2 separate regions of the Homo sapiens genome follow, and region 1 is linked to region 2. Evidence: read pairs that join two places in POLR2A ChIA-PET (ENCODE). Cell type or tissue: OCI-LY7. All regions are shown on one strand. Links, peaks and the distances in the headings refer to the core of each region. The heading gives the core; the rest is flanking DNA.

Region 1 (9,472 bases), core at 1,401-9,400, 180 kb before region 2:
AAAATAGCCAGTGTTTATTGTCATTGTGTCAGGTGATGCACCAGGCAACTTCATGTATATCATGTATATCATGCCATCCGTACATGTAACTGTTTTACAGATGTGAAAACAGGCTTAGTGATGAGATCCAGGACCTACTCAGAAGGGCCCAGCAGTAACTCTGCCTCCAGAGCCGGCACCTCCGGTTCTGCCTCACAGTGTACTTCCCAAGTCCATGAAGCTTCTCCTGACACCTATGAGTTCTTCCATTTGTCTTTTTAGTACTATTTGACATGCAAGCATAATCTCCTACATTCCTTTTGCAGTGGATAGTCATATTTTCCCTTCCTTTGGAATGACTGACTAGAGTTAGAGATAAAGCTGTGTAACTAAATTTGTGTCTATAGCGGTTTGAGACCATAGGTAAGGATTGGCTTGGCTAGGGGAGGAATATTGCATGTTCTTGGTACTTGTTTTACATTTCTTCCAGTACTAAAGCTCCATGTGGTTCTATTTTTTGTAAATGAACACCCATAAGTTTCCCATCTGCGTTGTAATCTCTCTGAACTTTGTTTCCCTAACATAAAACAAGAGCGTTAGACCAGATGACCTTCGAAGTACCTTCCGGTTTTACCAGGCCGCCAGTCTCTGTCCACAGCCCTGGGATCAGTGGAGATGCTTTAAGACCTCTGCACAGTGGGGGTAGCAGTGGGGGGTATAGTGGTCTTTGAGGATATTCGGGCAAGAAGGAAACGATTCTGGGAAATGAACCAGCCTTATGGAAGGATCTAGGGTGTAAGCATGTAGATTAGCTATTCTCAGCAGATCTTGTGTTAAACACTTTCTAACATTGATTTACATACTGTCTATTGCTAACGTGTGTCTACTGACAACTCTTGTAAAAAAAGGGTTGGCAAAAGGTCATGTTTTCCTTCTGTTTGCAAACAAAATGGATTATTTTTAAAAGTTGTTGTTTTATTAGTAACTCTTAATGGGAACTCTGTTGAATAGATTTTCCTAGTTCAGTTTGTTTTCACTTGTGGAAGTGCAGGAAGAGCTGGTGTAAAAGAGAGGAAGGAGGAGGGAGGGAATAAAGGCCATGCCGGGAGCCTGCATAACAATCGCACACATTGAGAAAGTTCACAGAAATTAGATTAAATGCTTTGGGAAAATGTAGTTTGTCTAGCATTTTGAAAGAATTTCTAGAATTTCTGGGACAATGAGTTCATTTAATCATATGTTCCAGTTTCTGAGTGTGAAGTTCTTTTTGTTGGATTTGGTGGCTGTTGCTCACACCTTCACGCAGGGTGGTGGGCAGTTCTAGGTAGCTGGGGGTCTCTGGGGACCTTTCCGCTTTCCCTGTGAGTCCCCACAGGTTTTCCCTAGGATGATGCTCACATCTGAAATGCACGCTTCAGCTGCTATGGATTCCTGCCATAAAGAAGAACCCACTAGAATAAGAGCAAATCACATTGTGTAAATTTTTTTTTTTTAAGACGGAGTCTTGCTCTGTTGCCCAGTCTAGAGTGCAGTGGTGCGATCTCGGCTCACTGCAACCTCTGCCTCCCAGGTTCAAGTGATTCTCCTGCCTCAGTCTCCCGAGTACCTGGGACTACAGGTGCCCACCACCATGCCCAGCTAATTTTTGTATCTTTAGTAGAGATGGGGTTTCACCATATTGCCCAGGCTGGTCTCGAACTCCTGATCTTGTGATCTGCCCTCCTCAGCCTCCCAAAGTGCCAGGATTACAGGTGTGAGCCACCACGCCCGCCCACATTGTGTAAATTTATCACCTGTTAAGGCAGAAAATGAGCTTTGTAAACTAGTAAGCAGAATTATTTCTGCTCCCTCAAGGTGCACACAAGTAACCTCAGCCTTAAGTATGTTCCTTTGATTCTTCTTAACAGTGGTGAAGGCAAGGGGATAGTTTTTTCAGCCAGCAGTGGGGTTGCAGGTAGAATCACAGAGCTTTGCTTTGAACCCTAACTGGACAGATCATTTTCTGAGTCTTAATTTTTCCTTTTCCATTTCTAAAGTGAAGCCAGTAATACCTGCCTTATAGGGCTGTTGCAAGGATGGAATGAGATGTATTGACAGCAGTAAACTATAAAATACATAGTTTATATAATAAACTATGAAATAAATACAAAAATATAAAACACGGGGTATGAAGGCCATCTAAGGGTTTCATGAGCAAGGTGTATTCAGCCTTAAGTTGAGGTTTTGCATTATTTTTGGTTAAATATAAAGACCAGGGTAATCATAGAACTGCCAAGCAGAAAGAAATGTAGAATGTAGCAGTGGTGTGGAGACCCGTGGCTGACAGGTGGTGGTCTTCATATAGGCTGAGGGACAGGCTAGATGCATGTCAAGTGGCAGCTCAGGTTGGAAGACAGGAGTTGGGGATGTGAGAGTCCAGGCCAGGGTGAAGAGAAGTGGCTGGGAAGGCAGCCAGGCTCAGCTCTTAGGAGGCAGAGAGCTGCAAGCAGAGGGTGGGACCAGGTCTCTTTTTTCAACCCAGTCTTGAGGGATGGGGGCAAAGTCAACCTAGACTTGATTTAGAGCTAGTTCTGTTCACTTGATCATCTTTATTGGGCCTTCAGGCTCCTAGAAGACTACCGTGATAGACTGACTAGTGGTCTGTAAATGGTTTTTATTAAAAAAATCACATACCCTTTTTGATAAAACATGTATTTGTTTATACACTTTAAATATATTGTGTAATTATATAATACATTCACAAATAAGAATTTTAAAAGAATGAGATAAAAAATTTAAAGTAGGCCAGGCGCAGTGGCTCACGCCTGTAATCCCAGCGCTTTGTGGAGACTGAGGCAGGCAGATCACGAGGTCAGGAGTTCGAGACCAGCCTGGCCAACATGGTGAAACCCCGCCTGTACTAAAAATACAAATAATTAGCCAGGCGTGGTGACAGGTGACTGTAATCCCAGCTACTCAGGAGGCTGAGGCAGGAGAATCGCTTGAACCTGGGAGGCAGAGGTTGCAGTGAGCCAAGATCAAGCCACTGCACTCCAGCCTGGGCAACAGAGTGAGACTCTGTCTTTAAAAAAAAAAAAAAAATGAAAGTCAATGAAAGTTGTAAAGATTTCATCCTGCACTTCAGTGGCTGATGATTGCCTTAGACAGTGGGTCTGGGAGCATCCTGGGGAGGGCATGTGTCCTCAGGGGTCTCTGGGGACCAGCCTCAGCACCTCACTTCTTCCAGCCACAGAGACAGAACATCAGAACCATCCTTCATGGAGCTTCCCAACTGGCCTGTTGAGGTCCCTGCTCTGCCAACCCCTGCTGCTGCTCTGCACATGCTGGCTGTGTCCAGAGCTCGGAGGCCCCTGGCCCCAGCAATGTGTGATGCCTGCACATGTGGCTTGGCTGCAGCACCTTGAGAAGACTTAAATATTCTAGTGACATTGGCTGACCAGGGCACTGACAGCCTCACCTTAGTATTTGAATCAGTTCTGAGGCAATATCTAGTGTCAAGAGAAAAATGAACTGTTTTTCCCAAACCAGTCAATCTTTCCAGTAATTAACATATAAAAAAGCCTCATGTTAAGTGAGAGCAGTGCAGTGTGTGGTTATAAAGAAATAAGACTAATGTTTATGACATACATAGGTCTGTAAAACACAGACATATGTTATTTTATGGATGCTATTATGCCAGTAGTGATAACAGTAACATTAGCTAATAGAGATTAAGGTAAGCCTTTCCACGCATACTATCTCATTTAATCTTTGCACCAACTTTGTAAATGTAGGAAATACTAATCTGTTCAACAGATACTTGAGTGCCCCTATGGTGTTGGTGCTGTGAGGATACAGTGTACAAGAAGACAGACAAAGGTCCCTGTGCTCACTTGAGCAGCTCACAGTGTAGTGGGAAGTCAGGCATGCCCCCCCACCGCCCCAGGGATCAGACATAGTGGAATCATAAAGAGGGGTGAGTAAGTAAGGTCCCATGTTAGAGCTGCAGGATGGGATGAGGTCATCAAGAAATGCTTCTGGAGGGGCCAGTTGGGCTGAGACAGAAGCTGGGGCATGGAGGGCAGGGTGGCAGCCTTTGGAGAGAAAAGGTCCGTGTTCCTGGACAGTCTATGGGTTGTGTCATCCTATTAAGTGGCTCTTTACGTGTACTTATTTTCTCCCCAGGTAGATCAAAAGCTTCTGGAGGGCATGTTCTGTGTCTCATTCCTTCATGTCTTTCGCTACTCCTTCCACAAAATAGTTTCCAGTAAATGTTAGTTGACATGAATTGGTACTCAAATGGATGGTTAAAAGATGTGTATTGTGTAAGACACCATATCTTCCTTGTAATTTTTTTGGGGGTCAAGCAACAAACAGTTATTGAGGCTATGATATTAGAAATTAAAGACAAGCTTTAGCCCATTTGCTCTTTAAGGAACTCAGAATCTGAACATAGAACAGCCAGCAGAGCAGGTTGAACAAGCAAGTACACCATGTCGGGGTTCCCCGACTACACCATGTCGGGGTTCCCCGACTCCCCCATCTGTGGAGCTCATTGGGTCAGGCTTCCCAGGAAGCACATGCTGCACTGCTTGGGGTGGCCAGGCATGCAGATGGCAGATGGGGTGTGTGCAGAGGCTTGTGAGTGGGGCTGCAGAGAAACAAGCTAGTGGAGAGGAGATTGGCTGGCTTGTGTTTCTCTAGTGCCGTCATGTAGAAACGCTGGATTTGGGCAAGTGATTGACAGGGCATGAACCTCTGTCCTGACATCCTGCCTCTGTCCTCAGGTAATATTTGTTGAGAGTTCAAGGGCATAATATTTCAGAGCCCAGCAGTCTCACGCGGCTCTGCTGCGAAGTCCTTCTGGTGAACTGCTCTTCCATCCAGCCTCTCCTGTGGCCAGTAGGGGAGTGCAGACACAACGTCGTTAATAGCAACACATTTTTACAAAATTTACCTTTTCAAACCCCACCCCCTAGAAACCGTAGCTTCTTTAATGTCCCGCTGGCTGTGTGAAAAACAGGAATTTATGTAACAAGTCCTGCACAGCAAACCTTTTCCTGTTCGGAAAAAATTTTAATTGTTGGCAAAGTTAGGAAACAGCTCTGTTACTCAAAGAGCGACCTGAAATGTCCTCTTAGAAAAATATGTAATATGATGTTTTGATAAGTAGGAGACTGCTGTGGCTTTTTTTTTTTTAAAGTCTAAATTAGTATATGTCCCACCTGAGTTAGTGAACGCTTCTTGAATGTTTTAAAGATTTCCTTATTATGTCTCCTGCAGTCTTTTTAAAAATGACCCCCAGCTGGGCTTGCCAGTGATCTGACAGGCTTATCATGAATGTTAGAGAGCTTCACCCCCTCTCCCCAAGTCAATGCAACAACCAGGAAGCTTCTATCTGGGAAGATCTTTCTTCCCCCTTTATCATTAACTAAATGTGACAGGGACAGGAGTCAAGCTTCCTCTCCTCCAGAGATTTCATCGGAGCTTATCTGTGTGTCTATTGTGTTCAAAGAACAAAACTGTCATGATGGAATATTGTGCAAATGCCTGGACTTCCAGTGTATAGAAAATGTCAGGGTCAGACTGCAGGGCTGCATTCCAGTGCTACCCCAAGTGCGGGCCTGCTGATCTTAAGGAGGAATTAAGAACTCGGTTCGGCTGGGGTTGGTGGGTACAGCAGACAAGGCTGTGGCTCTGTGAGCATACATGTGTGTGTGTGGCGCCTTCCCATAGGAATTTGGGGATCTTAGGGGAATGCAATAGGATGGGAGGGAAATGTACTCCCTGGCCTCTTTTAGGGATTCTTGTACCTACTCTAAGCCCCTGGCCCTCCTCACAGCGTGTCTCGAGGTGAGGGTAGATCTTGGGTGTGGAGGAAGGTGGGGATTCTTGGGAACAGGAGACAGTCACTGCCATCACCACACACCTGCTCCGTTCCAGCCGGGAATCTGGGGCTCCGGTGGTGTCTTCCCCGCTCTCACACTTCACTGTATGCTCTGGCAGGAGGGCTTGTCACGTAGCTGCTGTGTTGAAATCTTTAGGCGGAATGCAGTACAGAGAGTCAGAGGGCGTTTTGAAATGTGGATTTCTCAGCCCTGACTGCTGGGCCTTACCCTGACTTTTGCATCTCCCTTTAGAAAGTGAGACCCCTCCATTTTCTCTCTTCTACCACCTTTTAATGAGAGAAGACTTCTCTCCCAGTTTGTGTTGGAGCCAGGCCTCATCCTGCTGTGCAGAGGCTCTGCTCAGGCGCAGTGGTTGGCACTCGGGCCCGGGCGTCCCATGTCAATGGCATGAGGATGTGGGCGCTGTGGCTGCACCCCTGGGTGACCACAAATCCAGCCAGAGCCTTTTTGTGGTTGAGAAGAGGGGCCGCAGAGATGCAGGGGGCATGGTCAGCTGAGCCTTGCATCCAGTTGGCAGAGGAGGCCAAGAAAGCTGGGAGACTGTGCACATTCCAGGGTCTTAGGGCACCCAGAATCCCACTCCTTGGGAGCAGACCTCTGAGGAAAGAGGCTGCTGAATGAACAAGGTGTAGTGGCTGTGTGCCCTGTACTGTGCTGGGGGCCAGAAGCTATAAGACAAGGCCCTTCCTTCTGGGGAGCTCACAGCGTTTCCCTCGTCTCCTTTTCCACGTGTCCCACGGACTCCCCTGAACACCATCTTACTCTGTGTTGTAGAGGAGGTGAATCAAACCATGGCTTTCTCATCTGCAGCCTGGCTCTGGTGTTTCTGCTGAAACTTGGAGAGACCACCTCTGGCCCCTTTCACCATATATTTGCAGTTGTGGGTTTGTATCTGTACTACTTCTAAGCTCCTATACATACCACACTGAATAGGAATAGAGAAGCAGGACTTTGGGGCGCAGGATACCACTATTCTAAGTTGGGGTCTAATATTCCCTTCATGGTGACTGCTTACATGCCAGGCACCGCTGAGCATTTTTATGTATCTCATTTAGTACATGTAACAACCCTGATAAGGCTCTGTAATTTAGCCCTGCTTTACAGGTGAGGAAACTTAAGACACATTAGGGGCTAGGCAGCTTCCCAAGGTCACCTAGGTAAGTAAGTAGCAGAGCCACCCAGGAAGTACTCAAAAGAAAGATTGTTGGTTTTTCTTCCCTAGTTGGCCTAGGGATGATAAACATGGCATGATTAGTTATGAAGCTGCGGTAGCTTGAGAGTTAGAGCTCTTTGCGTTCTCTGTCATTTCTTCCCATCCCAGGTTGTCTGTTTGGACAGTGTAGCCCCTGGCTACGTGGAGGTGTGTCATGGAGTTAGTTGGTGCATCCTGCTCATACTACTGGTCATTGGTAGAACTGGAGGGTAGGGGCACTACTTGAATTAAAAAAAAATTTCTTTTGGCAGGTCAGCTTTCTCAAATACAAAAGCAATGACTCTGTTTTCCTTACATTCACTTGTATTTGCTTAATGGGCTTTAAAGGTGTGAATGAATCCAAGTCTTATTAATTTGGGGGCCTTTAATTCTTGATCAGCTCTATATTTCTATATTCTTTTTTTTTTTTTTTTTTTGGCGACAGAGTGTTTAACTCTTGTTGCCCAGGCTGGAGTGATCTCAGCTCACCGCAGTCTCCTTCTCCTGCCTCAGCCTGCCAAGTAGCTGGGATTACTGGCGCCTGCCACCACACCCGACTAATTTTTGTATTTTTAGTAGAGATGGGGTTTCACCATGTTGGCTAGGCTGGTCTTGAACTCCTGACCTCAGGTGATCTGCCTGCCTTGGCCTCCTACAGTGCTGGGATTATAGGTGTGAACCACCATGCCTGGCCTATATTCTATATTCTATATATTCTATATTCTTTTGTCTTTTTTGTTTCTGTAAGTATGTGGGCCCAGTAATATAAAACTTCTTTATGTAAATGGCACAGGTTCAAACTGAAGAGAATTGGCAGTAGTTTTAAGGATAGTAGAATGGAAGGGGTTTTTGATAGCACTTTGATACAGAGTACTATTGTAGCTAAGCAAAATTTAAGCGGTTATTAAAACCAATTCCTTTGATTTTTCCATAAAATGTAGCTGTATAAAAGAAGGTATTTACAATACTCTTTATTAAATTTTGTCCCTTCATTAAATTAAGATATAGAATTTTTTTTTTTTTTTTTTTGAGATCGAGTCTCACTCTGTCTCCCAGGCTGGAGTGCAGTGGCACGATCTCGCCTCACTGCAAGCTCCGCCTCCCAGGTTCACGCCATTCTCCTGCCCCAGCCTCCCGAGTAGCTGGGACTACAGGTTTGCACCACCATGCCTGGCTAATTTTTTGTATTTTTAGTAGAGATGGGGTTTCACTGTGTTAGCCAGGATGCTCTTGATCTCCTGATCTCATGATCCGCTTGCCTGGGCCTCGCAAAGTGCTAGGATTACAGGCGTGAGCCACCGCACCCAGCCACAGATATTGTTTTTAAGATAAGATACTATTTATTCCTGTGCTATTTGAGATCTTTTGTAGTGGCTTCAGAGCCATTAGGACTGTTCAGATGGAAATCTGTAGCACACACTCTTAAGATTTTTTACTTGTTTTCCATGTAATACATGTAGAATAGGAAGTTTTGCAAGCAGAGAAGTATTGTACTTCTAATAAGATGTTTTGCCTTACAGAATTCAATTCGTCATAATCTGTCCCTACACAGCAAGTTCATTCGTGTGCAGAATGAAGGAACTGGAAAAAGTTCTTGGTGGATGCTCAATCCAGAGGGTGGCAAGAGCGGGAAATCTCCTAGGAGAAGAGCTGCATCCATGGACAACAACAGTAAATTTGCTAAGAGCCGAAGCCGAGCTGCCAAGAAGAAAGCATCTCTCCAGTCTGGCCAGGAGGGTGCTGGGGACAGCCCTGGATCACAGTTTTCCAAATGGCCTGCAAGCCCTGGCTCTCACAGCAATGATGACTTTGATAACTGGAGTACATTTCGCCCTCGAACTAGCTCAAATGCTAGTACTATTAGTGGGAGACTCTCACCCATTATGACCGAACAGGATGATCTTGGAGAAGGGGATGTGCATTCTATGGTGTACCCGCCATCTGCCGCAAAGATGGCCTCTACTTTACCCAGTCTGTCTGAGATAAGCAATCCCGAAAACATGGAAAATCTTTTGGATAATCTCAACCTTCTCTCATCACCAACATCATTAACTGTTTCGACCCAGTCCTCACCTGGCACCATGATGCAGCAGACGCCGTGCTACTCGTTTGCGCCACCAAACACCAGTTTGAATTCACCCAGCCCAAACTACCAAAAATATACATATGGCCAATCCAGCATGAGCCCTTTGCCCCAGATGCCTATACAAACACTTCAGGACAATAAGTCGAGTTATGGAGGTATGAGTCAGTATAACTGTGCGCCTGGACTCTTGAAGGAGTTGCTGACTTCTGACTCTCCTCCCCATAATGACATTATGACACCAGTTGATCCTGGGGTAGCCCAGCCCAACAGCCGGGTTCTGGGCCAGAACGTCATGATGGGCCCTAATTCGGTCATGTCAACCTATGG
Region 2 (11,270 bases), core at 1,898-9,897:
TGAGAGCAAGAGTTGAGAGTGGGTGACCTTCTAGGGAACACTGGCTAATAGGGTTAGAGATGCCCCTCAAGTATTGTTGCTTGGTTACACAAGCACAGATTTAAAAATCATACCTGATAATGAAATGATATTTAAAGAACACTGTTTCTCTAAGGAGTTCAAACCAGTTATACACACATGATCTTATCGACCCTGGTGGAATCCCTGGGCAGGTACCGTCATCTCCATTTTCAAAAGGGGAAGGAGACCTGGGAAGGACTAGAGACATACCTGGTCGCTATGCTCCCTCTGTTCCCTGCTCGGCACTGTTTTGTGAGCCCACATAGCAATCAGGGCCTGGCCAGAAATAAGTGATGCCTTCAGCATGCCTGCATGCCAAGTCCCCATAATCTTAAGCACCTTAATAAAGCAGTGGTTTCTTATGGGGAAAGTACAGCTTTCCAGGAAAGTTTTCTTGAAATGAATTACTGGAACAGCAACTTCATCTTGTTAGAATTAACGTGCTCTAGTAGAGCCCATGAGGGGATTTGCTTCATTCCAGAGTTCCAAGAGGACAAGTTGAGACACGCCTACTTAGTGTTGATGGTTTCTGACTAATTCACGGAATCAAAAAACTATTGTTTTTCTTTCCTGCTCCTTTTGCTTTTCCTTCTCCTTCTCTTCTCCCTCTTTTTCCTCCTTCTCCTCTTCCTCTTTCTTCTCCTCCTCCTTCCCTTCCATCCCTTCTCCTCCTCTTCCTTCCCCTTCTGTTTTTTTCCTCCTCTCCCTCTTCTTCTTTTCCTTCTCTTTTCTCTCCTCCTTCTGCTATTTTATTTTTATTTCTTTGGCAGGCTGTTGGCCCAGGGCCATTAAAATGGACAACTCTTTAGAATGAGATTGGTTAAGATGAAGAACTGCAGGCATAAAGTTAGGGCACGACCTTGGAAAAAGCTAAAGTAGAACTGAATTAGACTCCAAGTCCTCTAGGACTAAGAGACGACAACTTGTTAATTGTTTCAAAGTTGATCCTGATTCTGGAATGAGGCAGAGATCATCTGGGGGCTGCAGTGTATCTTTTACTCATCTGTTAGATGAACAAAGAAGGTGACCTTTGGTCCTCCCTTCGGGAGGTAGGGCCCAAAGACTCAAAGCTGCTGAGATGTGTTTGACTTGATTGTAACAGCCCATGTTCATAAAAAAGGAAAAAAAGGAAGGAACAGACAGACCCAAGGGTGGTTGCCAGTCTGTAATCTCTCTTGAAACCATCTCATCTGTTGAGCCACCATTGCTGAAGCCACATAAAAGTACTTCAATTTTAATCCAAATGTTCAGCAAGCAGTTAAATAGCCACCATATCATAGAGTTTTATATTCATTCATTCAACAGGCATTTATATACCAGGCACTGGAAGAGATGTAAGTCATATAAAGATGGGAGGCCAGGTGCAGTGGCTCACGCCTGTAATCCCAGCACTTTGGGAGGCCAAGGCAGGATCACGAGGTCAAGAGCTTGAGACCATCCTGGCCAACACGGTGAAACCCCATCTGTACTAAAAAATAACAAAAAAATTAGCACGGCATGGTGGTGCGCACCTGTAGTCCCAGCTACTTGGGAGGCTGAAGCAGGAGGATCACTTGAACCCGGGAGGCAGAGGTTGCAGTGAGCTGAGATTGTGCCACTGCACTCCAGCCTGGCAACAGAGAGAGACTCCGTCTAAAAAACACATACATACACACACACACACACACACACACACACACACAAAACTAAACAACAACAACAACAACAACAAAACAAGATGGGAGGGGTCGGAGAGAGCACTTTCACTGATTTTCTTTGATTTACTCATCACAACAGTCTAATGAGGCTGAATGGATAATGCTCCCATTTTATAGGAGGTGAACAAAGTTCAGAGAGATGACTAAAATTTGCTCAGAGTATTAGGAGAGTATAGTATAGGCAGGGATCAAATTCATATCTTCTGAAAACAAATGATAAAAACTAATATCATTGAACACTTACAGTGTGCAAATGCACTGACTTAGGTGCTTTACATGTACAGTATCACATCTAATTCTTACAGCAATCCTACGAAGTAGTTGCTATTTTTATGCTACCCAGCTTAGAGATGAGCAAACAGAGGCACAGAAAAGTTAATGTTTGTTGAACACATGCTCCCTTAGGCAGAGGGAGAGTGGAGCCAGCATCACACTCAGCCAGCATAGCTAAGCCGGCTGGTGCTGTCAGCTACTGAGGGGATTGAACTACCCTCTGTGAGTGGGGTGTGAGTTTCGTTTTCTTTTTGTGGGGAGCGTATGAGCCCTGATTTGTTTGCAATCTCTCAATTCCAGCATGCATTCAGCAAACATTTATGTTCCAGGCACACTTTCCGCTTGTCCTCAGAGGCGTTCCTTTTTCGGCTGTGATCATTGTGTAGCCTGGGTGACAGGGATGACATTGTGGGGTGGGGGATCGGCTTCTGGATGACTTAGAGCTTTTTTGTGGGAGTTCTAGAAGGCGCTAGTGGTGGTCACAGTGACCCCCACTGCTGTCGCTGCACCCCTAACGTTTTTCTAGGCACTTACTCTGTGTTGGGCACTGTGATAAGCAGCTGGAAAGCGTTAACTCATTTAATCCGTACAACCTCCTTATTAGGTAACTACTGATATTATGCCCGTTTTACAGAGGAGAGTCTGAGGTGTCTCTCCTCAGGGACTAAGCTACTGACACAGTCACTCAGCAAATAAATAGCAAAACTAGAGCATCTGGCAAGACAAAGGCCTTCCCTTCCCCACCTCTCGGGCAGGCTGGTTGGTCTGGCCTTCCTGGTCTCACAGGAGCATAGCTCTGCAGGCTGCAGCCCTCTCCTGGAAGCACAGCCCAGTGGGCTCTCCTGTGGGACTCCCTGCTTGGCCTAGAGCCCTGCCTGTTCATGACGACCCCCGGCAAGGGCTGTCCGGTGGTTTGGCGAAGGCCTCCCTGGAAGAGTCACAGTCTAGGGGCTGCTCTTGGGCCTTCTGCCTGATTCCCTCAGGGAGACACATGTGCTGGCTGGGGCAGGAGAGGGCAGGCACAAGTATGTTAATCTCCAAGTGAGTAACTCGATTTACTTGTAACTACATAAGTGGACCGTTTTTCTGGTTTTATTCACTCAAAAAAAAAAAAAAAAAAAAAAAAAAAAAAAAAAAAAAAGGCATAACTTGCCCGGCACAGTGGCTCACACCTGTAATCCCAGCACTTTGGGAGGCCGAGGTGGGTGGATCACCTGAGGTCGGCAGTTCGAGACCACCCTGATCAGCATGGAGAAACGTCGTCTCTACTAAAAATAAAAAATTAGCCAGGTGTGGTGGCACATTCCTGTAATCTCAGCTACTCAGGAGGCTGAGGCAGGAGAATCGCTTGAACCCGGGAGGCGGAGGTTGCAGTGAGCCGAGATCGCTCCATTGCCCTCCAGCCTGGACGACAAGAGCGAAACTCTGTCTCAACAACAACAACAACAACAACAACAACATAACTCAGGGGCTGTTGGTAGAAAAGGCAGGGAGAGAGGCAGAGTGCTCATTCACCTAAAGTTAAATGGAGCAGACGCTTTAATGTTTTAAATGTGCTAGACCCTAGGCTGTGAGGTTGCTGCGTCACCCTGACTGATGGTCTGCAGAGGAGGGTTTCGGTTTCTCCCAGGCCTAACAGGCGTAGGCGAGGCGGGGAGAGCGGCAGGCAGTCGCTGCGGCCCTGGGTCAGGTGGGAGGGTTGGGCTAAGGCCTCCCAGCCCAGGGCGGGCTGCTCGGAGACAACCTGGTCAACTCAGGGCTCAGAACTGATGGGCGGATCCTACTTCACCTGGACTCCTCCAGTGCTCCCACCCCAAAACGCTGCCTGGCCTCTGCCACCCACAGAACCAAAAAGGACAGGAGGAAACGGGGCTGGGCCTGAGAACTGGGGTGCTGGACTCGGAGGCAGTTGCGAGGACGGACAGAGCAGGCGGACCGCTCCTGTGTCCTAGCTAAGGCTGAGGTCCAGGGCTGGGCCGAGACAGCCTTGGTCTGAGGCCCCAGGGGAGGGTTGGTTGCATGAGCAAACCTCTCAGAATGGGACAGCGGCAAAGTCCCCGTTCCTCATTTGGTGGGGCAAGAGCTGGCAGGACACATTCTCCCTGGGAAGGGGAGCGGAAGGATCTGGGGCAGAGGTGGTGGCTGGTGCCAAGTCTGTGGGACGGAAGCTGCGCTGAGGGGACGAGAAGGGGAGGAGCCACTCCAGGCCTGGCCACCGACAGTCCCAGATGTGGAAGGTCATCCACTGGACTTTTCTAGCCTTTGTTTGTGAAGAACTGGACAGCTTGTCACTGGGGGCACATCACTGGAGCATGTGACACAACTCAGGAAACAGGGAAGTTCAACAAGATTAGGTTTCCAAAATCCAGGCAGCCTGAGCTTTGGATAATGGATTTAGGTCCGGGCGTGGGGGTCACGCCTGTAAATCCCAGCACTTTGGGACACCGAGGCGGGCAGATCACGAGGTCAGGAGTTCAAGACCAGCCTGGCCAACATGGCGAAACCCGTCTCTACTAAAAATACAAAAAATGAGCCGGGCGTGGTGGCGCAGGCCTGTAATTCCAGCTACTCGGGAGGTTGAGGCAGGAGAATCGCTTGAACCCGGGAGGCGGAGGTTGCAGTGAGCAGAGACCACGACACTGCACTCTATCCTGGGCAATAGAGTGAAACTCAGTCTCAAAAAAAAAGAATCATTTAAAACACTTGAAGCTGCACACTGGGGTTTTCTCATTAGCTAATCCTTCACTTATTCCCAAGTTATAGATTAATAGGTATAGATCATCATATCAATAGACACAGAGATAGGTATTTGTATTATTTTTCTGATTATAAAAATAATACGTATTTTAGAAAATTAGAAAGATATACAAAGTCACAGAGGGGAAAATTTACAATCACCCATAAATTTAGAGATAACCACTAGAAAGATTTTTGGTATTTAGCCTTCTGGGATGAACTTTATGCATTTGTGCAAATACATATAAATACATGAACACATATTTATACATTATTTTTACAAAAGGAATTGTACAATACAAACTTCACTTAATATATTTTGAACATTGCTGGTAAGTTTTTATTTTATATAATTATATTTAAATAGCTGCTTAGTAGTCCATTGGATGGATGGATGGACCGTAATTTTTAAAATTAATTCACTATTGTGGGACACAGATTGTCTCCACTTTTTCACTAGTAGAAACAAGCCTGAACTGTACATCTTTATAGAAAACCTCTCCACATTCTGTTTTATAACGGGTGCAAAGTTAGTTGTGGGGGGGTCTTTGAATTTCTGAATCATATGTTGGAAGAATTATGATTTGCATGTGGGAGCTTTGCTGCCTGCAGCAGTCAGGGCTGGGATCTTGGAGCCAGTAGAGTGGCATGGAGACTTCACAAATTAACCAAAATTTTATTTGGATTTAATAAAACAATGTCCAGAAGAGAAAGTGTCAGGCCCCGACTGGAGAACTGTGCAAAGGTCTGATGATAAGTGTAACAGGGGAATTGGCAAATGGGAGTTTGTCGAGAGAAGGACACAGGGTGGTGGAGGGTTCTTCAAGGGAGCCCTCAAAGCAGTTTCAAGTTTGTAGGCAGAGGGGTGCCCTTTTGGCCACAAAATGTGTGGATTTGAGTTTTTTCAGTCATAATGGACCACAGCGTTGAAGACGGAATGCCAGCAACTGATTCAGTTGAAGCCCTGCAGCTTTCTGTAAAAGAAATCTAGAGGGCAAGTGTGATGACCCCATGTTCATCACAGGCCAAGGCTTTGTCTTGTCCATCATCCTTAGTGCCTGGCTTCCATCTCGATGATTACCTCATGGTCGTATGTGACAGCTGGACTCCAGACATCCCTAGTCATCACATCTTTGTCTCAGGCAGCGCTGGTATTCATGCAGAATGCATAGGTTTGGCCAATTAGTTGTTTTAACTTCAATATATTTCTGAACAGCTGGGCAAAGAGCCACTGCCTCTTGGCATGCCTGGTCATCTCCAAGATCCAGCAACTAAAGAGTTAACACAAGCTACAGCAGGACCCTCCAAGATTGCTCAGCCCTAAGGCTGATGTCCATTGGAATGGTTGAACCTGATCAAAATCACCCCCATATCCAGCTAGGGAGACAGGAGGGGCAAGCAAAAGGCTCACTTCCCAGGGGAGTCGGTCTCCTTTGCGGAGCCTTTCCCAGAGACCCCCATCAGCTTTCGTTTAAGGTTCTTTGACTGCCACACTTGCAGTGCAAGCTGGGAAATGTAGTTCCGTGCTAAAAAGGTGTCCTATATTTCCAACCACTTAAGGTTCTTTCTCTAAGGAAGCAGAGGTGTTGAGCAGGCAATCATTGTCCCCTACTCCGGTAGCTACAGTGGAAGAGGCTCAACTTCTCACAATTTAGTGTGAATAACATCTCAAATTAAGTCAGCAACATATTGGGGGAAGATCCTCATTATAGTTGCTGACCGTGTGTGTGTGTGGTTTGGGAAAGAGAAGGGTGGATGGAGGGGCAGGGGTTATACAGTTGGGATGTTGGATCTCCAGAAAGAAAAGAAAGAACAGATTCCTATTTCTGGTTGTCAGGGAAAAACATGACACTTTCCTCTGCTGAGACCAACTGCCTTAAGAAAACCCCTCCTTTAAATAAAAACAAACCTCTGTTTAAAACAAAAATAAATAAATAAAACAAAAACAAAACCTTCCCCCAAAGCTGGTAGAAGTTTGAATTGGAAGGCAATTTGGCAGTATTCAGTGAAACAAAAAATTCACACACCATTTGACCCAGCAAATCCACTTCCTGGAATCTACCCTAAGAAATATTCATTTGCCTGTGTGAAGATGTGTGCACAAAGACGTTGATTGTAGTGCCGTTTTAAAAGGGGGAAAATTAGAAACCACATGAATATCTATCAATAGGGGATTTGTTGAACCAAATTAGGATATATCCATTCTGAAGAATTAAAAGAACGAAGCAGGCTTATTTTATCATCAGAGGAAAAAATCTACAAAATACAGTTGAAGGAAAATAAGCAAATTGAATAACAATTGGAATGCAAATTTAGTATATTACTGTAAAAAAGTGTATACATATATATGCCAGTATATAAAAGGGAACTAGGAGGGGACCTCACATTGTTGACAGTGGGAGGGGAGTAGGGGCAAATGTTGAAGGAACTTAGAAACTTTGTTCTATATACTGCTTAACTCTTTCAATCAGAATGTATTCATGAATTATTTATGCAATTAAAAAACTCATGTTGACAAACTGTAGAGTCTGTTGGAGCAGGCAGCTGGAGAGACACATCGGGAGTGGCAGGTAAAAGACTTGCATTTTCAGCACAGCATAAAAATAATGTAATACTAAAATGAATGTCAGTAAGCCCATGATAATAATATAAATAACACAGCAAACTTATGTAGTTCTTGTTATGAAGATGGACAGTTCTAGACACACTACATACATTCATTTATTTAATCTTCATGATAACTCAATGGGATTAGTGTTATTATTAAATATTATTATTTCTCTTTGACGAATTAAGAAACCAAGGCATGGGGAGGTGAAGTAAGTTGCCTGTGTTAGGCTGGTTTTGCATTGCTATAAAGAAATACCTGAGAGCGAGTAATGTATAAAGAAAAGAGGTTTAATTGGCTCATGGTTCTGCAGGCTGTACAGGAAGCATAGTGCTGGCATCTGCTAGGCTTCTGGGAAGGTCTCAGGAAGCTTCCAATCATGGCAGAGGCAGAAGGGGAGCAGGCACATCACCTGGCCAGAGCAGGAGCAAGAGAGACAGGGTGGGAAGGAAGTGCCACACACATTTAAATGACCAGATTGCAGGGGAACTCACTATCACGAAGCTAACACCAGGCCGTGAGGGATCCACCCCCGTGATCCAAACACCTCCCACCAGGCCCCCCCGCCGCCTAGCATTGGGAATTCCAGGTTGATAGGAGATTTGAATGGGGACAAATATCCAAACTATATCATTGCCTAAGGTCACACTGCTGCTATGAGGCAGAGTAGGGAATCTAACCCAGGTGTTCTGCCTGTGGGGCTCATGCTCTTAACCCCATGCAACGCAGCCTGTGTGCATTTGTGGCATTGCCTGTCATTTGCAGAGCGAATTCACATACATCATCACATTTGTTTTCTCAGAGGGGTTACTGTCTGCCCCTCTGTGCCAAGCACAAGGCTAGCTGCCTTACAGTTCAGCTCGTTCACGCTGAACTGTTCACCCCTTGTGACTCATTCCCTCCTCCGTGCCCACTGACGACTGTTCGTTACTCTTCATGGTCTCCGTGATACAGATGAAGAAACAGGCTCAGAGAGTTTGCAGTATTTTCTCAGATTCTCATGGCTGACATCTCAATTTGGGTTTCCCCCAGAGCAGATGAACAAGGATTTAATTGCAGGTAGCTTATTTGGGAGGGAATGGGAATGTCAGCGTTAGCCCAGGATGGGAGGAAAGCCAGTATGTGTGTTGAGGACAGTTATACTGTGGGACCTGGGCTTTGTCCTGCTGAGGACCTGCTGAGACAATGCAGAACAGACCACTGAGGGACGAGGGGTGTGGGGTCTTCATTGCTGCACGAGGGTCTCTCTCCAATACTTCCAATTTGTCCTGGGGGAGGACCAGATGCTTTTCCGGGGCCAAAGAGAAACCCAGGCAGAGGTGCAGGAAGCTGCTAGCTTGTCCTGGGACTGCCGGCAGCAGGTTGCAGGGATGTAGATGGCCATTAAAGTTGATAAATGGAGCAGAATCAAGATTTGAACTCAAGACCCTCTTGCCTCGTCATCCACCGACCCATCTGAGGAGTGCAGAGCATGGCTCTGGAAACAGAGTCCAAGAGGGAGTTCCCTGGCTGCTTTCCTAGTCTGAATCCTTTTGAGAAGGGGAGGATTAACTGAGGGGAAGAGGAAACCTTGAATAAACTGCTTTGCAGCAGCCACCACGGCCCCTGGCTCTTTTTCTAATTCCTTATACTTGCCTTTAGGCTTGCTTGTTCCTTTAGGTCTTTACTGCATCATTCCAGAGAGACCTTCTGTGCCATACGCTACAGTTCCACCCCCTCTTATGCCGCTTAGCACTCACCATTGCCCAACATAGGAGCTGTTTTATGTCTTCCTCTTGATTCTCACTGTTTCCTGCTTTGGAGCATAAGCTGGACAGAGGTAAGACGTGTTCGTTGCTCTATCCCCAGCACCTAGCACGTGCCTGCCATGTGGAGGGCTTCCAATAAGCATTTGCTGGTGGAATGATGAAGAAGGAAGGGGTCCTGGGGAGGGGGTAAGGATCTCTGTGGAGAGCCGTGTGGTGGGGGATAGTAGAGACAGGGGGTAAAAGGAGTGAAAGGGAGCCTCTCCAAACAAATCTGATCTTAATCTATTTTTATTGAAAGCCTGTGGTCCTCAGACCCTCCTTCTACTCTGGCCCTGCCTTCCTGGCCGGGAGAGCAGCCTTGCTGGCCTGGGTGGAGGATGGCATGGGTTTGGGGTTTGGGGTTTGGGAGGCCTGGAGTTGCCTCTCTTGTGTGCAGAAAGGGAGGGATGACAGTTGCCAGCTGCAATGCCCAAGAGCAGGGAGCAGGTGCCTTGGCAGCTGGGCCTTGACACAGGCAGCAGAAGCTTCCTGCTGGAGCCACAGCTTGGCCTCGCAGCCCAGGAAAGGCTGGATAAAAAGTGAGGTCTGTGTTGCTCTGCGGGTGGGCTGCAGGTTGTTCAGTCAGGTGGGAGTTTAATTGGCATTTCCTGCTCCTATGCAGCCCTTGGCTCTCTGGGGCCATGGTCTAGCCTCTGACCCCCCACACACCCTGAGACAGGAGCATCCTTTCCCATGGGGACCCTAAGATCCTCTATAGCTTCAGATCACCACATGCTTCCTTGCCGCAGCCTTCTCTCATTGCCTACCCTGGTCCCTGGGAGTCCTGTTCCCTTAAAAACTCACCAATAGCTGCTTTTTGTTGAGCAGCTTCCAAGGTGCCAGACCCTGTGCTAAGGGATTCCTGCCTATCTCCTCCCTTCACCCTCAAACTCCCTGTGAGACTGATACTGTTATGTTTCCCATTTTGCAGATGGATACGAATGATTGCAATCATTTATTGAGGGCTTTCCACGTGCCAGGGGCTGTCCTAAGCACTTCATATCTGTGACAGATTGTGTTCTTGTTCCAAGTCTTTGCTGCCCTTCCCAGTGGGGCCATCATGCTCCCCACCCTGTTGACGACATGTGTGACTTGTTTGGCCAATGGAATGGAATTGGAAGTGACAGGCTTCTAAGCAGAAGCTCCAAGAGCCACTGCAGTTCTGCCTTTCTTCCCTCCACACCAGCCCAGCCTGGCGCAGATAGGGGCGGGTTCCTCTGTCTGGTTCCCAGAGTACAGACAGGCAGCCAAGCCACAGTGAACATGGAACGGGAGCAGGACATAAACCTTTGTTGTTGTAAGCCACTATGATTTGAGGGTTGTTTGCAGCATAATCTATCGAAAGCTGGTGGATACAACCTGCATTACCACATCTAATCCTAAGAATAGCCCTGGAGGGTAGGTATTCATATACCCATTTTCAACATTAATACTATAACTCTTCTAAATCCTGGAGGAGGAGTCTGTATGGCTCAGCCTCTGCATAGAGTCAACTTTAAAGAAACACAGGGCAAAAGCCAGACTAATTACAAGGGAATTTTATTCTTACATCTTTAGAAAAAAAACTTAAAAGGAGTCCAAATGTAGCTCTCAATTGAATTCCCTCTGTCCTCCCAACCACTTTTCTTTCACCCCCAGCTGCTCCACAGCCTGACACAAATGTCCCCGACTTCTCCCCCATCTGAGCTCCTTATTGCTTTTCTCTCCTCCTTCCCTCACCAAAGCAGACCATTTTTTTTTCCATTTAAAAAAAGCTTGGATACTCCTTCTCTGGAGAACTCAGTATCTGCTCTTTTTCAGGATAGGCAGGTTTTGCACCCCCTGAAGAGCCTCCCTTCCACATCACCACACCAAGGTCCAGCCCCCAACACCTCCTAGGTCAGACTAGATGACTTAGTTAGCTCTGATCCCAGCAAGCAAGAATCTTCTGCTGAAATAAGGAAGAAGAGGGGAAATCGGGCTGGTAGAATTCTCATTGATAGGCAGTGGGAGGGAGGGGCAAAGGCTGTGTCAACCCCACATTAATATTTGCCCTGTTACAGTAGTAATAATAGTTGCTAATATTTATTACGCATTTATGTTCCAAACACTATGCTAAGCCTTTTTTTT

What was found. ChIA-PET counts read pairs that join two places held together with the same protein. Peaks named below come from ENCODE experiments on the same cell type or tissue, not always from the same donor. Only the 100,000 strongest peaks of a DNase experiment are listed, where the experiment ranks them.
Region 1: POLR2A ChIA-PET joins it to region 2 with 15 read pairs; 3 of 35 experiments call an interaction of 5 or more read pairs at or near these places.

What each region holds. Positions count from the first base shown.
Region 1 is chr13:40,559,968-40,569,439 of GRCh38, reverse strand. It overlaps FOXO1 (forkhead box O1), which reads left to right. Exons shown (of 3, transcript NM_002015.4): 2 at 8,580-9,472. Among named protein-coding and RNA genes, the nearest start is that of LINC00598, 84 kb to the right of the region's middle. RefSeq lists enhancers at 4,387-4,476, 5,359-6,112. In OCI-LY7, for the core only: CTCF peaks have their summits at 4,701 and 4,900; a DNase peak (open chromatin) is centred at 4,739; H3K4me3 peaks cover 722 bases; H3K27ac peaks cover 959 bases.
Region 2 is chr13:40,374,974-40,386,243 of GRCh38, reverse strand. All of the region lies in intron 6 of LINC00598 (long intergenic non-protein coding RNA 598), which reads left to right. Among named protein-coding and RNA genes, the nearest start is that of LINC00598, 100 kb to the left of the region's middle. RefSeq lists an enhancer at 2,955-3,510. In OCI-LY7, for the core only: no CTCF peak of the experiment used is centred there; no DNase peak of the experiment used is centred there.